2 separate regions of the Mus musculus genome follow, and region 2 is linked to region 1. The links are chromatin loops, found by intact Hi-C in ENCODE. Cell type or tissue: heart. All regions are shown on one strand. Each heading gives the region's core, and the rest is flanking DNA. Links, peaks and the distances in the headings are about the cores only.

Region 1 (8,181 bases), core at 2,558-5,057:
TTTCCAGATTGGAGCACAGGCTAAACTGAACTCACAGGTGCTGAGGGGACTTTGCAGTCATTAGTCTGCCACTGGAGAGATTTTCATTATGTCCGAGAGGAGCAGTGCCTCGCCCTTGAGTGCAAAGATGTATGTAGTCGGTGTGACTGTCTATTCCTGGCTGTAACCCGGAGAGCACCTTAACATGGTAGTCCAGATTGGCGCCCTGCTCCCCAGGTCAAACGTTACAGAAATAATCGGGGCAGCTTGCTTCCTGAAGTGGTTTTGGCTTGAGGAGAATGTCACCATCCAGTCCACCCCTCAAGTTTCTCAGCTTACAAAGAGCATTGTCCCTGAATAGGCCCATGGGGTTCCTAAGAGGCCAGGTGCCCCTATGGTGAAACCCTGCATAGTGTAACAGGAAGGGTATATGGTGGTCATGTCAGTCCGCGGGAGATCACTGCTGACTGCTTTTCACTCATAGGACTGGTCGGCTCTAAGTTCTCTCCTCCTCTCCTGCTGCCAGGAATTGAACCGAGGGCCTGATGTATGCTGCTGGTTAAGCCACTGAGGTGCATCCTTCAGTGGTAGCTCCAAGCACTTGGCCGTTCTGTCGTGCATAGCTTCCTGCCATGACCTTAGCTGCTCAGCCTACCTTGTTGCTGCCAACACATTGTGATCCTAAAACACTGATTGCATTACATCTCTGGTCATTGGCTAGAAATTCTCCCCAGCCTTACAGCTTGTATATTGGCTTTGTTTTTTTGTCTTTTACTTCAAAAAAAAAAAAAAAAAAAAGTAGTAACAAGGTTGCTCAGAAAACCATCCTGCATATACTTTACCTTCCTACTGCGATAGGCCAGCAGGTCAGAAACATAACAAGTGTCCATCCTGAGAACAAGCAGAGGGACAGACGATGTAGCAGAAGCGATCAGCCACTAACCTTTGGCCGCCTCTTGAGCTTGTGTCCTGGAGATGTTCTGCTTGCCTCAACCCTAGAAGTGGTTTTTGCATGAGCCATTCCGGCCTCTTAGTAAGCGATGGGTGTCATCTCTAGAGAGGTATCCAAAGTCGGGCTCTCTTCTTTGCTGATTGCAGGAGTTAGGGGTGTTGGCATGCAGCTGTGTTACAGAACAGATGTCAGTCATTGGAGTTACTGAAGATACCCCCAGCCTGTCTCTGGGTTTGTACACTCATATTTGGAGCCCTGGGAGCCTAGCTTGGTGGGCAGCCCTTAAGAGGATACCCCGCCCCAGAGTTTCTAGATAAGAGGCGCATCCTCTTAACCAGCCTTTGTGGTCCTTCCTGCCTCCCATCCCTCCCTTATGTGTGGGGATCTAGATTTTAGTCCTCAGAGGAAACTGTGCTCCTGAGTGGCCTGAGGCAGGTGCCTTCCCTCCCTGTGCCATCTTTCCCCACCTGTGGAGTGAGAGTGGATTGGGACAGAGCTGGAGGAGGAGGCGGGCTGGGACAGCAAGCCTGTGCCCCTGTCCTCATCTTACCCTGCTGTGCACCCTTCTCAGCACAGCCAGGAACTCCGAGAGGCTGCTTTGGTCCCATTTTGCATTACAGTTGGAAAAATGCTTTTGTGTGTGCGTGTGCTTTTTGCCATTTTAAATCCAAATCAGTAAGGATTATATTTTCTGCTTAACCATGTGGCGCATTTATGAGGATATTTTCTATTATAATTATGATTTTTCTTTTTAGAATTAAATTGTGTGTGCCCGTTTGGGAAGAGGGGGTTGTTCTATTTTTCTTTTGCATTTAGGGAGAGAGATTGTTTTCTAGAATTCCCCTTTTATGCAAGTCAAAGCAGATCCTCTCATTTGCATGTCTCTGGATTAATTCAGAGATGAGATTTAAGCACTTCCTTTTTCCTCCTCGGGCGAGTTCTGCATTCCTCAGTGTCCCCCAGTGCCCCCATCTCAGGGATTACACACCCTAAATCAGTTCAAGAGAGGCAGCCAGTAGCTCAGACAGCGGTGCAAGTCAATTGTGTTGGGTTAACATCCATGCAGAGCAAACCCTACATGGGTTTGCTCTGCCTTTTTTGTACCTCACCTCTTTGTGGCACCACTTAGAGGTGCGAGGGGACATTTTAAAGGTTGAGCAGCTCTTCCCTCCAGGGAAGGAGAATGCAAGAGTTTATGTGAGGGAAAGGTGGTGCGGTTGAGTGGAAAATCAAAAATGGATAAAGACACAGTAATGTGAGATTATAAAAAAGCAAGCCTGCCATTCACCATGATGAAACTCAGAAAATGGAAAACATTTTCAAAACTGAGTGAGAGTATTGTGTTGGGAAAGGGTGTTGGGTAGTAGCTCCAGGAGCCTGGTGAAGAACATCTCAGCTGTTTGCTGTCCTTTTATCTTCCTGAGTTCTTACTTCGTACATTGTCCTCTGTGGAGTGGCAAAAGGCCTTTTCCTCAGCAGTAGAGACACACTACCAAGTAAATGGGGTCTTCATCCTCCCGTGTATTGGACCAAACTTTAAAACTATATCCTCACCCTGTGCGGCGTATATTTTCTTGAAAAATCATGGTACTCAATGATTTTGCAAACTGCCTCTCGCTTTAAATGTTATAAGGGAGTTAATTTCTTAAAGGAGCCTGATGAAGACCAGAGATGTCTTGTATTCTCCTGTGAAGTGGCTGTGATGCTAGAGCCCTCTCAGAGTGGAGCAAGAACATGTCTCACCTTGAATATGGGGGGAAGGACAGGGCTCTGCCCCAAGACCTGGTCCAGCCGAGTAACTGTGCATCTTCCCTCCAGATTTCGGTATGACACGAGACATCTACGAGACGGACTACTACCGGAAAGGCGGGAAGGGGTTGCTGCCTGTGCGCTGGATGTCTCCCGAGTCCCTCAAGGATGGTGTCTTCACTACTCATTCTGATGTCTGGTATGAGAGTTTCCCTCCATGGCCAGCTTGGACCTTCTCACTCGTGGCTCATTCTCCTCCTTGTTTTGTTCACTGTGACCAACTGCCAGCCTTGAGTTCAGCTCTCAGTGCCGTTTAGCCCTTTGTCTTTTAGATATTCCTGTGTGGAGTCCATTAAAGCAAAAAAGGTATCTGTGGGAAGCCAAGGAGTAGGTAGAACCAACATTTCCTTCCATTTTTAGCAAATATTGATTATATTTCCAAAGACTGGGGAAATGCCTTCGCCTCTGCCTGTTCCCCCGTCTCTCTTCCCCACTCTCAGTGAGTTGGTACTGGGTATGTATGTGCTCCTGCCGCAGCTCACGAAACCTTCAGATTGAAGGCAGTGCTTTATTTAAACCCAAAACTTGAGTCTTGGTGGTTGTGGTTTTCTGTTGGTCTCATCTGTTCACACACACACACACACACACACACACACACACACACACACACACACACACACGATGTCCATTATTCCTGACCCAAAGCATCTTCCTTAATAATAAGTGTCTTGCGGTAGTAGCACACTGACCAGAGGGTGCAAAGACTTCTCTGTAGTAATGTTTACTGCAGTTCCTTGGAAACACCGTGTGGAGGTCATCGGGTTCCAAAATACAACTGGAGTTCTTGGCAGGCAGGAGCCCTGGCACGTCGTCCCCCTCCTCGAATGTCAGCAAGTGTCTTGGCTGTCTCCTCGGGAGATCCCGTTGCTGTTGTGTCACAGAAGAAGCGGTGGTTGGTTTATTCAAAGGGCGGATGACCACACAGAGAAACTATCTCAGTAGTGACTGACATCAGTTCTTTAGCCTCGTGAACCTTTCCCGGTCAAGAGCCTTGGATCTTGTTTGGAAGACAGGTGCAAATTGGAAATAGCCTTTGAATATGACCCAGCGCGGCCTGGTTGTTTCCCGACTCTAGGATGAGGTCTGCTCTGCAATTAGCCTCTCCGAGGTTACATCTTCTCTGTCGAATCAAAGAACTCTGTTCCATGTGTAGATGAGGTCGCAGGAGAGGGCACACCTAGGGCCACACTTCCATCTGTTTGTTCTAAGCTTCATTTTTCTGGAAGCTTGGAGATCACCTTACAGGATAGGGAAAGAGTGAGCACAGACTCATTCTCCCCCGACTCTGGGTAACAACTGCATGCCACAGCCAGAGGCGCACAGGGTGCTTCCTGCAGGTTTCCTCCACTTGGATTACGTAGCCATTACAAACCAATAAGAAAATGCGTGAAGAGAAAAGGCCAAGTGCTGGGGTGTTTGAGCACACAGCTGGGGACATCAAGGACACTAGAACGTATAAACGGATGCTCAGCTCTGCCTGAACCTCTGCTTGCTAGAGGAATTGCAGTCATTTTAGAATGAATTCACAGTCAGAAGTAGGTAAAAATCCAAAGAAAAGTTGGAAGGATTTTGTTTGACTTGGTAGGAGACCTTAGGAACATGGTGAGGGGAGGTGTCCTCAGGTCAAGCCACACCCTGACCATCTGCATTTATCACAGCTGTTATTTGAGCTTCTGGGGAGATGTCCCAGGGACTGTCCCCTCCCTCACAAGGGCAGGAAGGCCAGCCCTTACACGTCTTCGTTCTTTCTGATTTATACTCTCTATCTTCCTGTCCGTCCTATGAGCAGACTGGCTGCTGAGATGGGGTGGGATGGAATGGGAAGTTGGCCTGCAGGGAGTCCAGGAGGAGAACAGGGTGCCAGCAAGAGTTACACTGGAGCTGACATGCTGAGTCTGTAGAGTCAAGTAACCAGCAATCTAGACATGGCAGTCAAGAGCTGGGGGCCAGGATTGTGACTGAATGCCTGAAAGCCTGTGGTGCACCAGGGAAAGCATGAAAGACAAGGGGAGTCGGCTTGGAAGGGAACCTGGTCAAGACCGGTTGATAAAAAGAGAAAACCACATACATCACTGCTTGTCTCAGGCCGGATTCAGACATGAGGGTGAGCACTGCAGCCTCTAAAGAATGCCTCCGAGTGTCCACAAAGGCTCTGCAAGGCAGAACCCAGGCCTGAAACACACAGGAAACCTGCTTCTCTAGGGCCAGGTCTTTGAAAACCGTAACTGCACTGTCTGTCTTAGTGACTGCCGGTTCCCAAGGAACTTGGGTCTGATTGCTGAGGTTCTGTTCCTGTCTGACATTGCTTAGCATCAGTTGGGACAAAACCCTTTTGTTCCTAGAAGGAAACTGAAGCTGCGAACCAAAAGTTAAGATGCAGTCAGAGGCTGTTGCTCCAGCTTAGGCCAGGATCCTCAGAGTGCTAAGTGGAAAATGGCCGCCTCAGGCTCTTCTGTGGGGCTCAGCCCTGCTAGGGTTCCATCCGAAGCCTTGTGTTGGCTTGCCATGGGCAGCCTTCTTCATTCTAGCCATACAGCCTGACCATAAGAGCAGACAGGCCAGGAAGAATTTTGTGAAAGCAAGGGTTCTCCCTGAGAAGGTGTGTTCACACTGAGCGACAGTGTGACCATTGTCTGTCTGAAGTGTCTGCATGCATGGATCTCCTTTAGTTCCATCTTCTGGGCTGACAGGCCATACCTCACGCAGTAGAATCCTCGCTGCTTCGCCTGATGAGTTCATACCTCAGCCAGCCTCTAGACCAAGGGACTCTTTGTTATTGCGACACACCCCCTGGCCAGTGTATCCTACCCCAGTTCCCTTCCTGACACAGCCACCTCTGCAGCCATGGCTCCTGAGTTCTGCAGGGGACGAGTTTTCATCTTCCTTGACCCAAGTCAAGATCCTACAGAACTTTGAGACATTCCAGGCCCAGCTCCCTACCCTACAACCAGCAGGTCAGAATTGCTTTGGAGAGCCCAAGATACCCATTGTTTTAAGAACCCTGATCAGATTCTTCTTGCGGAGGCGTGGAGAACCATTAGCATCAGTATTTCTAAGCTGGCATGAAAGAAATCCCTGCAGGAGATAGTTGAGATGCTTAGCTGTCTCAGGTCAGTGGCCAGGCTGGGACCTGGTCCTCTGCATTCCTTGCTGAACTAGAGCTAATTTGGCTTATGTCCAAGTAATGGCTGGGACCAGACACTGAATGTGTCCGCTGTAGATCGGGCTCTTAAAACTGTGAGAGATGTTAGAAGCCCCTAACATTAATTACCTCAGCCCTGGGTTGCAGTAGCCCTATAGGAAGCCTTAGCAGTGACAAAGGGGAACAGATGTCCCACACGTAGCAAGCTGGCTGGTTTGATGTCCACAAAGTGCAGTCGTCACATTGAGGACACTTTTTTTCAGGACCCAGAGTCTAAGAAATGCTGGCAAGGAGGGGACATGGCCCTTCCCATCCCTTTCTGAGCTGTTCCTGTTCTGTTCCACCTGTAGGTCCTTCGGGGTCGTCCTCTGGGAGATCGCCACGCTGGCTGAGCAGCCCTACCAGGGCTTGTCCAACGAGCAAGTTCTTCGTTTCGTCATGGAGGGTGGCCTTCTGGACAAGCCGGACAACTGCCCTGATATGCTGTATGTATTTCCAGAGCCACCCACTCCGTTGTGTGTGGGTACAGGAGAGGATTAGAAAGGCTCTATCCTGCTGCTGCTGAGCTTGTTGGATCTGTGACTTTGTGCTGCTCCTTAATCTCATCCTGTGCCCCCTTGGTCCCCCCAGTGCTAATTGGCACTTTGCACCATGGCGTGCGTCTCAGCCACCACTACCCCCCCCCCCCCATCTCCCATCTCTGAAATACATGAGCAATCCTGGCTCATCTTTTTCATGCAAAATTTAATTTTTAAGACAAAAATGCAAGTTAGTTACTACTGCTGAGCCAGATTTGAAAGCTCTCCCCAAGCCCCTGGAAGGTCTATACAGCATGCTCACACAGAGCTCTGTGGTCAGGAGTCACTCTCTTGCACGGGTAGACTAAAGCTCAGAGAGCCCCAGCACAAGGTCACAGACCATCTGCTGTCTTCTTAATCCCTTCGAGCTGCATGGACCTACAGCACGGTTGAGCTCATCCCTCTTTGGACATGCTTGTAGGCACACCCTAGGGGGGGTTGGTGAGATGGTTGCCTCGCTCCACTTCTGTTAAAAATAACATCCTGCATCGATTGGTTGTGAGAATTGTCACTCGATGGCAGTACACACGTGGTGTCACGTCCACCTCCGTGCTCAGCCAGTGTGACTCGAGAAACTCCCTGAGATAAACAGCTTACAAGGAGAAGCATTTCACATTGGCTCCCAGTGTGGGAGCGGCAGTGGGGTCCATTGGATTTGTGGCGAGGTAACTGTTACGGTAGAAAAGGTGTGTCAGAGCGCACAGTCTCACTTTGTGGCTTGAAAGTGAAAGGGAGCCATTAGAGAAGCCGTTCTCTACCTGTGAGTCGTGACCCCTTGCCCCTTCACAGGAGTTACCTGAGACCGTTAGAAAGCACAGATGTTTCCATTTTGCCTCATAACAGTAGCAGATTACAATTATAAAGTAGTGTTATAGTTGGGGGTCACAACGACATGAGGAACTGTGTCAAGGGGACACAGCATTAGGAAGGTTGAGAACCCCTGCATTAAAGGGGTTCACAATCTTCCTGCTGTAGTCCTAAATCTTGAAGATAACTTTCTAATGACCTGGCAGCCTCCTAGGCTCCACCCCTCAGAAGTTACCTGGTGTTGCCAAAATTGGGGAAGAATCTTTCCACATGTGGGCCTTTTATTTGTACTCTCTTGAGTAGAGGTCTTTCTTTGTCATCTGATGTTGGTGGCTCAGTGGGTCTGGAGAATGACACTTCTTTTTTTTTTTTTTAAAAGATTTATTTATTTTATGTATATGAGTACACTGTAGCTGTACTGATGGTTGTGAGCCTTAATGTGGTTGCTGGGAACAAAGGTTGCCCACTCCGGTCGGCCCCACTCACTCTGGCCTAAAGATTTATTCATTATTAAATCTAAGTACACTGTAGCTGTCTTCAGACAGCACCAGAAGAGGGCGTCAGATCTCATTAAGGATGGTTGTGAGCCACCATGTGGTTGCCGGGATTTGAACTCAGGACCTTCAGAAGAGCAGTCAGTGCTCTTACCCGCTGAGCCATCTCTCCAGCCCCGAGAATGGCACTTCTTGGAGTGAGGTTTCAAGGAAGACATGAAGGTATTCCGATTGGCTCATCGAGTACAGGTTGAGAGCAGTGGACTTGCATTTGATGTGCACACGTTAAGGTGGGGCTCGGCTGTTGCTCTGCATCTCGGGGTTAAGCATCAAAGCAGGTTCCCACTGATATGTCAGGACCCATACAGTTTCCCAGAAACACTTCAAAACAGGTTCAGCTCCACTAGTGAAAGAATCCCA
Region 2 (8,181 bases), core at 2,784-5,283, 68 kb before region 1:
GCCACTTAGAATTCCAGCTTTGCCTCCTGCAGGCTGTGTGACTCTGACCATTCATGACATTTGCTCTGTGTTCTTGGCTCTGGTTCTGAAGGTGAGAAGGCTGCAGGTCTTCCTGCCATCCTGGGGTCCCTGTGGAAATGAACACAGGCAGCACAGGGTAAACTACCATGAAGCCGCACACAGCCCAAATGGAAGAAGGTACCTTGTTACTAATAGCAATAGGCACACATTGTTTCTGTGGCCATGCCTTTGGTTTTGGCTTTTTTTTTTTTTTGGAAGATGGATGGATGGATGGATGGATGGATGGATGGATGGATGGATGGATGGATGGATGGATTTACTGATGGTTGTGAACCTTCATGTGGTTGTTGGGAATTGAATTTTAGGAACTCTGCTTGCTCTGGCCCAGAGACTTATTTATTATTATACTGAGTACACTGTAGCTGACTTCAGAAGCACCAGAAGAGGGCATCGGATCTCATTATGGGTGGTTGTAAGCCACCATGTGGTTGCTGGGATTTGAACTTGGGGCTTTCAGAAAAGCAGTCAGTGCTCTTACCCGCTGAGCCAGACCAGGTTTGAGGGTGGTTGTTGTTGTTGTTGTTGTTGTTTTGTTTTTCTGTTTGTTCGTTATACCCTGCTGCCTCCCTGCCCCACTTCCTTCCTGGAATCTGGCTCCTCTGGGATTCCAAGCAAAGGCAGAAAAAAGGCAGTGCACTCTGCATCCACTCTCTCAGGACCTCCCTGGACCAGTGCATAAAATTCAAGGGCTCTGATTCTGGCCAGTTCCTGTGAGTAGTTCATTAACACCGATCCAAGTCTCCCTAAAAGGGAAACGATGACTGACCTATCCCCAGAACACTCCACCCTGTACCCGTGAAACACTAGCTCTTCTTTCTTGGTTGCTCGGTAGACCTTGAACAAAATAAAGCTTTCAAGTCAGCTGAAGAGGAAGCTGTGACATAAAATGTTGGGGTGGCAGGAGTTGTCACCACCTCAAAGACAGGGAAGGCAGGCGGCAGGCAGGTCACTGGGACATCTGCAGGATGTCTGTGGAGAACAGAAAGCGGCATATGCTGAATGAGCAGCAGGTCCCAAGGTCCTGAGTCAGGACTACACATGTACAGAAGTAGGGTATATATGTGTGTGTTTATGTGTGTTTGTGTATGCATGAGTGTGTGTACATGCATGTGTGTGTATATGTGAGCACGTGTGTGTTTGTGTTTATGTGTGTGAGTGTGTATGTGTGTGTGTGAGCCTTTGTGCATGTTTGTGTTTATGTGTGTGTGCGTGTCTATGTATGTGTTCCGTTTGTGTGTGTGCATATGTGTGTGTGTGTATTTGCCCCTTCCCATGCCTACCTCCATGTAGCCACACATTATCTGTTGGCATGCCACAGCCCTTCCATAACCTAAATAGCAACTCACAATTGTATACCTGCAACTACAGGAGATTCTGGCAGTCTTTGTTGACAGGATGGGTGAATCCATCTTCCTCGATCTGGGCTATGAGAGGGGAAGTGAGAGAAGCTGAGCAGGCTGTCTGTGCATTCCTGGAATACTGCCCTGACTGTGTCGTGCAGCAAGCATAAAAGGCTATCTCTGGCCACTGGCTATAGATGACCTTTTCCTGTGACTGAAGATCAGTGAGTCCTAGATAGTAGTGGTACAAATGGAAGGAGAACTGGATGTTCTAGTGACCAGCCAACAAGCTGGATACCCTCCCCATCTTGATGATCAGGAGTGTGTGGACAGTACCTGTGCTTCTTAAGCCTGCACTTGCTCCATCTAGTCCAGCCCATGGATCCTGGAAGAAATGCCTTGGACCTAGAAAACGAATAGCAAATGCTTTCTCAGTCTCCCACCAAGCCTCCAACTTGTGGGGGCCTCCAGCTGCACATGCAGCAGGGAACTAGTTGCAGAATCATTTCTAATCTCCCAGGTTAGCATTGTCTGTTTCTTTTGAGTATTTGGGGTACTCAACCCAGTTTTGGGTGTTACCATTATACAGTTCTCTAACTACCTCTGTCTGAATCCCGTAATTAATATTAAGGGGCCCTGCTTCCTCACTTGGTTTGGTTGTGAGTAATGATTCATCACCACACAGGAAAGAGCTTCTGTATCTATGCTAACACCAGCGTTTATAATGTAAGCTGAAGCAAAGTTGAGTAAAGTTATGTATTGGAAGGATTCTTCCTCCCTTTTTAAAACAGAGTCTCATGTAGCCCAGTCTAGTCTGCCTTGCATTCTTCACTATATAGCCAGGAGTAACTTTGAACTTGGAGTCCCCCTGCCACTATCTCCAGGGACTGGGATTAGAGGCCTCTATTACCATGCCCCATTTAAACGGTGCTGGGAATTGAACCCAGGACTTCTCGGATAGAGATAAGCACTACACTAACTGAGCCACAGTCCCAGTCTCTCTTTGTGTTTCAAAACAGATTTTTCGAAACACAGAAGTCTCCTTCCTTGTCTTGGAATAGCTTGCTACCTGGCAGACATGTTATTTACGTGTTTTCTCTGTTTTAGCGTTCCTGGGGGTTGGAACCAGGGCTGCAAGCATGCTAGGCAAGCACACTGCCCCTGAGCTACAGCTCCTGTACCTGATGAAGTGTTAATCCCCACATGACCTCAGTGGTCAGCCTGTGTCTCTGTACATTCCTAGAACTGCACAAAACCAAACCACCATCACCATTGAACCTTCAGGGAGTTCTGGGTGAGCCCAGGTCTATTGTGGATCACACAGAGGTTACTCTAGGACAGAAGGGTCTGAGAAGAGTACTGAAATTAAGAAAACGGTCTTTTAAAGTTTATAAAAGTTTTATTTGATCAGAAGTGAGGTTTAAGTACTTCAGATTCCTGCCCTTACGGGCCAGTAAGAGGCTTAGCAGGTAAAGGCTAGAGAAAGTGACTCCCACACTTACCCTCTGCCTTTCACTGGTATACCATGGCCTGTGCACACACACACACACACACACACACACATACTCTCACACACACCTCTGCCCTTCATGTGTACACCTTGGCCTGTGCACACATGCATACACACACACACACACACACGCACACACACACAATTTCACATAATTTTTAAAATTGAAAACATTCTTTAGTTCTCTTTTTCTTTCTTATTCATCTAACCATCCTTCCATGAAACCAGATCTGCAGCTCTTCAGCACATGAAGGGAACTAACTAGAAGCTCTTCGTCACGTTCCTTTTCCAAGCGTGCCGTGGCGGAAGGTCCTAGGAGCCTCCTCATCTCTTCTATACCTGTGCACCAGTTAGTTGCACTGTTACATAGTTGGCAAAGCCAAGGTGAGAATCCAGTCCAGAGACTTACGTGGAGACAGCAGCTGATATTGACAGAGCACTGCCGATGTGCAGGAGACACTTGCTGTCGCTGTGTGCCTTGCTGCGTGTGTTCATGGGCTAACAGTGCGGGGTGGTGTCTGTCATCTGCCTCCGGTGGAACTCTGAGGAGGCAGAGTCCCTTTGACTTACAGCAGCTGACAGGGCTGGACTGTGAACTTCTCCCAAGCCCGTGTTCTTCTGTAACCAGACAGCTGCTCGGTAATATGTTTCTAACACAGAGCATGAACCTCACTCTCCCCGAAACCAATTTTGAAAACTGTAGGCAGAGAAGACAGACAGACAGACATTCCTTGGGCCTTTTCAAATGTGGCCACAGCGGCATGCAGATGGGCCTCGTCTGTTCTTAAGTTGTTGCTTTAACTGCTGCCACCATGGCTTCCGGGCTGGTAGGTTTTGGTTTTTTGTTTTGTTTTGTTTTTTAATGATATTTGGCATGATTAATGTGCAGAGGAATGCTACCCCGTGCCATTGTGTCCCTCTTCCCAGAAGATGAGCCTAGCCATTCAGGGCCCACCTCAGGGAATGTGGATCCACAGAATGAAGCAATCCCATTCAAAGCAAATGACCATGTTACCGGGCTGGCAGATTGTTTTTGTTATTGAATAACCTGAAACACATCAACAGGTTCCAATTAAATTCTTTCTGTTTCTAATTTCACTGATGATCCTCTCAAATAATATTAGTGAGTTAAGGGCCAACTTAAAACTTAATGTTTTATAAATTGATTTGAGCTTTTTTTTTTTTTTCAAAAACTGTGTATATGTATATGTGGGTGCGCTTGCTGCCTATGTGTGTAGTATATGGGGTGTGCTTGCTGCCTGTGTGTGTAGTATATGGGGTGCGCTTGCTGCCTGTGTGTGTAGTATATGGGGTGCACTTGCTGCCTATGTGTGTAGTATATGGGGTGCGCTTTCTGCCTGTATGTGTAGTATATGGGGTGCACTTTCTGCCTGTGTGTGTAGTATATGGGGTGCACTTGCTGCCTGTGTGTGCATGTGCACAGGTGAAGGCCACAGTTGACGGTGGGTGTCGACCATCATCCTCTAGCCATCTCCACCTTGATTATCACTATTATCTTTACTACAACATCTCCCTGAACCCAGAGGTTGCTATTTCAACGAGGGCGTCTAGCCAGGGAGATCCCAGGGTCCTGTTGCCAAGTCCTGTGCTTTATTTGGCTGCTAGGAAACCAAACGCAGGCCCTATGTTTGTGGAACACCAGGCACTTTACCTACTGAGCCATCTCCCCAGCCCAGGATGGTGTTCTTGGTACCTATCCTTGTCCAAGGGGAAGCACCTATAGGACTCACATCAATGAAACACAATTCATGGACTCTCTTTCTCGATTACCTAAGGGATAGACTGATTTACAGGTGGTTTCTTCAGAAATCCCAAGCATCTTCCAGTGGGGCAGAAGATATGCAACCAGTGTACTTCCGTGCTCCCCTCCACGTGGGCCTTGAGACTTGAACGTGAGACAGAACTAGAAAAATACCTGATCAAGATGATATTTTCTTAGCATGTGGCTAACTTAACATAAAATGTTTATGCGTCGTTGTCTCTGGCATGGGACTTTCTGTGTAGGTGGTGGCAGAGTTCCTGTGGGTTTCACAAACACTAGAGCCAGGAGAGTTGCGATATGTACCCTCCGTGGCCACAGCAACAGGAAGGAGTTTCCTAACCCACAGTGTAGGTGGAAGGTGGAAGTATCAGAGAGGATGTTTTTTTCCCACCCCCAAACTGTTTGAAGTTCCCAAGTGTTCCAGTGGGACTGCATGAGAGCGGTGCTCTTAGGAGTTCTGAACGCTGGGCTTTGGAGGCCATGATCTCGTGCCGAGATGTGCTCTGGTCGGAATTGCTGCCTACAATACCCTGTGGGTAAAACGGATATTTCGAGCATGACTGAGCTTATTAAGAGCCCTACAGGGCTTCCTCTGCTGGGGTTTAGAAATTTCAAAGGGTTGGGGAGTGGGTGGAGGGCAGGATTACGGACACGCAGTGTGGAGAGGGCAGGAGGACGGAAGTATCAGGCTTGGGATGTGTCATTTGTGCTGTTGAATGGCACCAGGCCAGCGTGCCAGTGTGGGCTGAGAATGTCAATTTAGGAAGATACAGTGCAGGAGAAAGTTCAGGTGCTGCCAATGCGGATAGACGGGCACCAAGGAAACCGTAATTAGGGGACACTCATCCAGCCGATCTTGCTTGTTTACAAGGTGAGAGACGAGTGCAGTTAGAGAATGCACGTAGTAAAACGTTTCAGGGTTGGAAATTAGAGGTGCTTAAATTGATTTCAAAATCCCCAGTATTTCTTTAAGGAAGGTGTGCGGTTCGTGTGTTCAAAGGGCTTGTGATTTCAAAGATGAAGAAAAGCTGCTTTTCTGGTGTCCCAATCCCTGTGTTCACTCCTTGGAAGCTTGAACAAGCTCCCCCCAACCCCCCTCCAGTGAGTGAGCGAGCACTACAACCTTCCTCGCTTAGATTGCTTGAACTTCACTTTCTCCATCTGCCAAGTGAAGATGTCCGTCCTCTGGGTTCATAGTTCCTGAGTTGCCTTTGCTCCAGAATCCAGTAGCTCTTGGGGAGTTTTCTCTTGCAAAGGTGCTCGCTCCCAGGCCCCATGGAGAAGCAGAACAGAGGAATGCAGCCCAGACTTGTGGTGGCCATTCCTCCTCTCTCCTGCGTTCCTAGGCCGTGGGAGAGAGGCCCCCGTGGGAGAGTGGAGACCACCAAAAGCCTTCCCCTTTTCACAAAGCATTGCATAACAGAAGTTGCATGTCTGGCTCCCATTACAGGGAGTTGAGCACAGCTTCTGCCTTTACCTGGGTCACTGTCATTGCCTGCAAAGTATGTTCTGTTTGTTCCATCCTCTTAACCCTTTTTCACTTCAACGCTCGCTCTGTCTCTAAATCGGGACAAAGCACACCTTGACATACGCTGCAGACTAGGATACAGGCTCCACGGCTTCTGCACCCTGACCTCCCTGCCTCCTCCTGCTGGATGAGGAAACTCTGGGGTCTGAAGAAAGGCAGCAGCTCCTTTGACATGAATGTCAAGGAAGTTGCTACAGTGCTTATTGCCCCCACCTCCACCTCACCCCCGAGTGGAAGAGATGACTCTGGCTTTTTCAGACCCTCGCTTTCAGACTGAGTCCAGAATTTGGAAAACCTGGGGATACTTTCTTAGAAGAGGAAGACTCTGATAGTTTGGGAGTTCGCAGCATTTAAGGCTTCTCTGCTTAAAAGTTGATTTGGAGGAATGGAGAGATGGTTCTGCAAGTGTGAGAAGCTGAGTTCAGATCCCCGGCATCCGTGTAAAAACTAAGTGGCCTTAGGAAACAGAAAAGGCCTGCTGGTTACCAGCTTGGCCAGTCAGTAAGCTCCTGCTTCAGTGAGAGCCCCTGCTTCACAAGACCAGGCAGAGAGCAATAGTGGAAAGCATACTGCATTGCCCTTTTGTCTTCCACGTGCACTACATGTGCACACACACACCTGCACATTTAAGTTGATTTGGAAAATATGGTCCTGTATCTTAGGCATCGCTGTATAGGCACCAGTCCCTTTGTGTAGCAACTAAACTTCGCGTGTCCTTGACATTGCCAAACTTCTGTGGGGTCACAGGTCCCGTTGTAGGAGGCGGAGTGCAGTTTGGCCCTTTCCCATTTCTGAATGCTTCCATTTTTATACCACGGATAAAGTGATTCTTGAACACCATTCCAAGTTCCAGACTCATCTATGCTTTACGGGCTGGCACTGTCTGCTTACTGGGGTTCAGGTTTATAGAGATAGTTAATCTACCTGTTAATTCCTTCAGCTTCCAATGAAAATTCCCGTGAACCGTAGAAAACCAGCCTAGAGGGTATTCCAGAACATGTCTGGAGGTGATGAAGGGAGACCTGGGCTAAAGGTTCAAACGGGAAGGAAGCAGAAAGCTACCTGTATCTCCCTCCCTCTGTATGACCTTCCCTGCTCCCAGCCCCGTGGGGTCAGGTGACATCACAGGACTATGCAGGTGCCCTGTACACAGTGTCTGAAAGGATACCCTGGGTTCACCCTCGTCTTCAGAGGTCCAGGATGCTTCTCATTGCTTCAGTCTCTTACATCCAAGGGTGATAATGGATAGGTCTGAGCAATCAAGGAACACTTGATGATTTGGACAGCACCTTAGAGTAAACCAGATTATCTGAGATCAGGAGATAATAGTTCAAAGACCAAATAAAAATTTACAGACATACAGTTCCTAATTAATTGGAAAAAACAGAAGGGGCCTCTCTCTGTTGGCATCTTCATCCGAACTGTTCAGTCAGCTGGCGTGCGTTCTACCCACTGTGCCTAGGATGGCTCCCAGTCTGGACCCAATTTTGTAGTTGTTGTTGTGGTGGTTTTGATTTTGGTTTTATTTTTGTGTTTGTTTATTTTTCTCTATGTACCTCTGTCCTGGAACTTGATCTGTAGACTAGGCTGGCCTCAAGCTCACATAGATCCACCTGCCTCTGCCTCCCAAGTGCTGCAATTGTAGGTGCATGCCACCGCTGCCCACCTAAGTGCTCAACTATTAATCGTTTTAAAAAATGGTTTTAAAAAAGAGCGTGGCATCTCGAACTTTGAATGCCTTCAGTGAACTTTTTAACGGTGGGCAGTACCATTTTTAAAAACAAAACGAAAAAACCTGGTTGAAACTGAGAAGTGATCATTTCCAGAATACTCGGATTCCTATTGGCACTATGGGGCATCAACACTTGCGATGCGTTTTAGCCAAGTTGGTACCTTTTTCCACCCCCTCTGCTCACAAAATTCAAGCAAAGTACAATGA

What was found. Hi-C counts contacts between places; a loop is a spot of excess contacts. Peaks named below come from ENCODE experiments on the same cell type or tissue, not always from the same donor. Only the 100,000 strongest peaks of a DNase experiment are listed, where the experiment ranks them.
Region 2: a loop joins it to region 1, with 2.1 times the contacts of the local background. A loop is called at or near these places in 1 of 42 quality-filtered maps.

Annotation. Positions count from the first base shown.
Region 1 is chr7:68,212,170-68,220,350 of GRCm38, forward strand. It overlaps Igf1r (insulin-like growth factor I receptor), which reads left to right. Exons shown (of 21, transcript NM_010513.2): 19 at 2,750-2,879; 20 at 6,233-6,367. Among named protein-coding and RNA genes, the nearest start is that of Pgpep1l, 48 kb to the right of the region's middle. In heart, for the core only: no CTCF peak of the experiment used is centred there; a DNase peak (open chromatin) is centred at 3,562.
Region 2 is chr7:68,143,462-68,151,642 of GRCm38, forward strand. The region is part of intron 2 of Igf1r (insulin-like growth factor I receptor); the gene reads left to right. Gm51487 (a long non-coding RNA gene) reads right to left here. Exons shown (of 2, transcript XR_003946794.1): 1 at 7,411-8,181; 2 at 1-6,407. Among named protein-coding and RNA genes, the nearest start is that of Gm51487, 9.7 kb to the right of the region's middle. In heart, for the core only: no CTCF peak of the experiment used is centred there; no DNase peak of the experiment used is centred there; H3K27ac peaks cover 1,091 bases.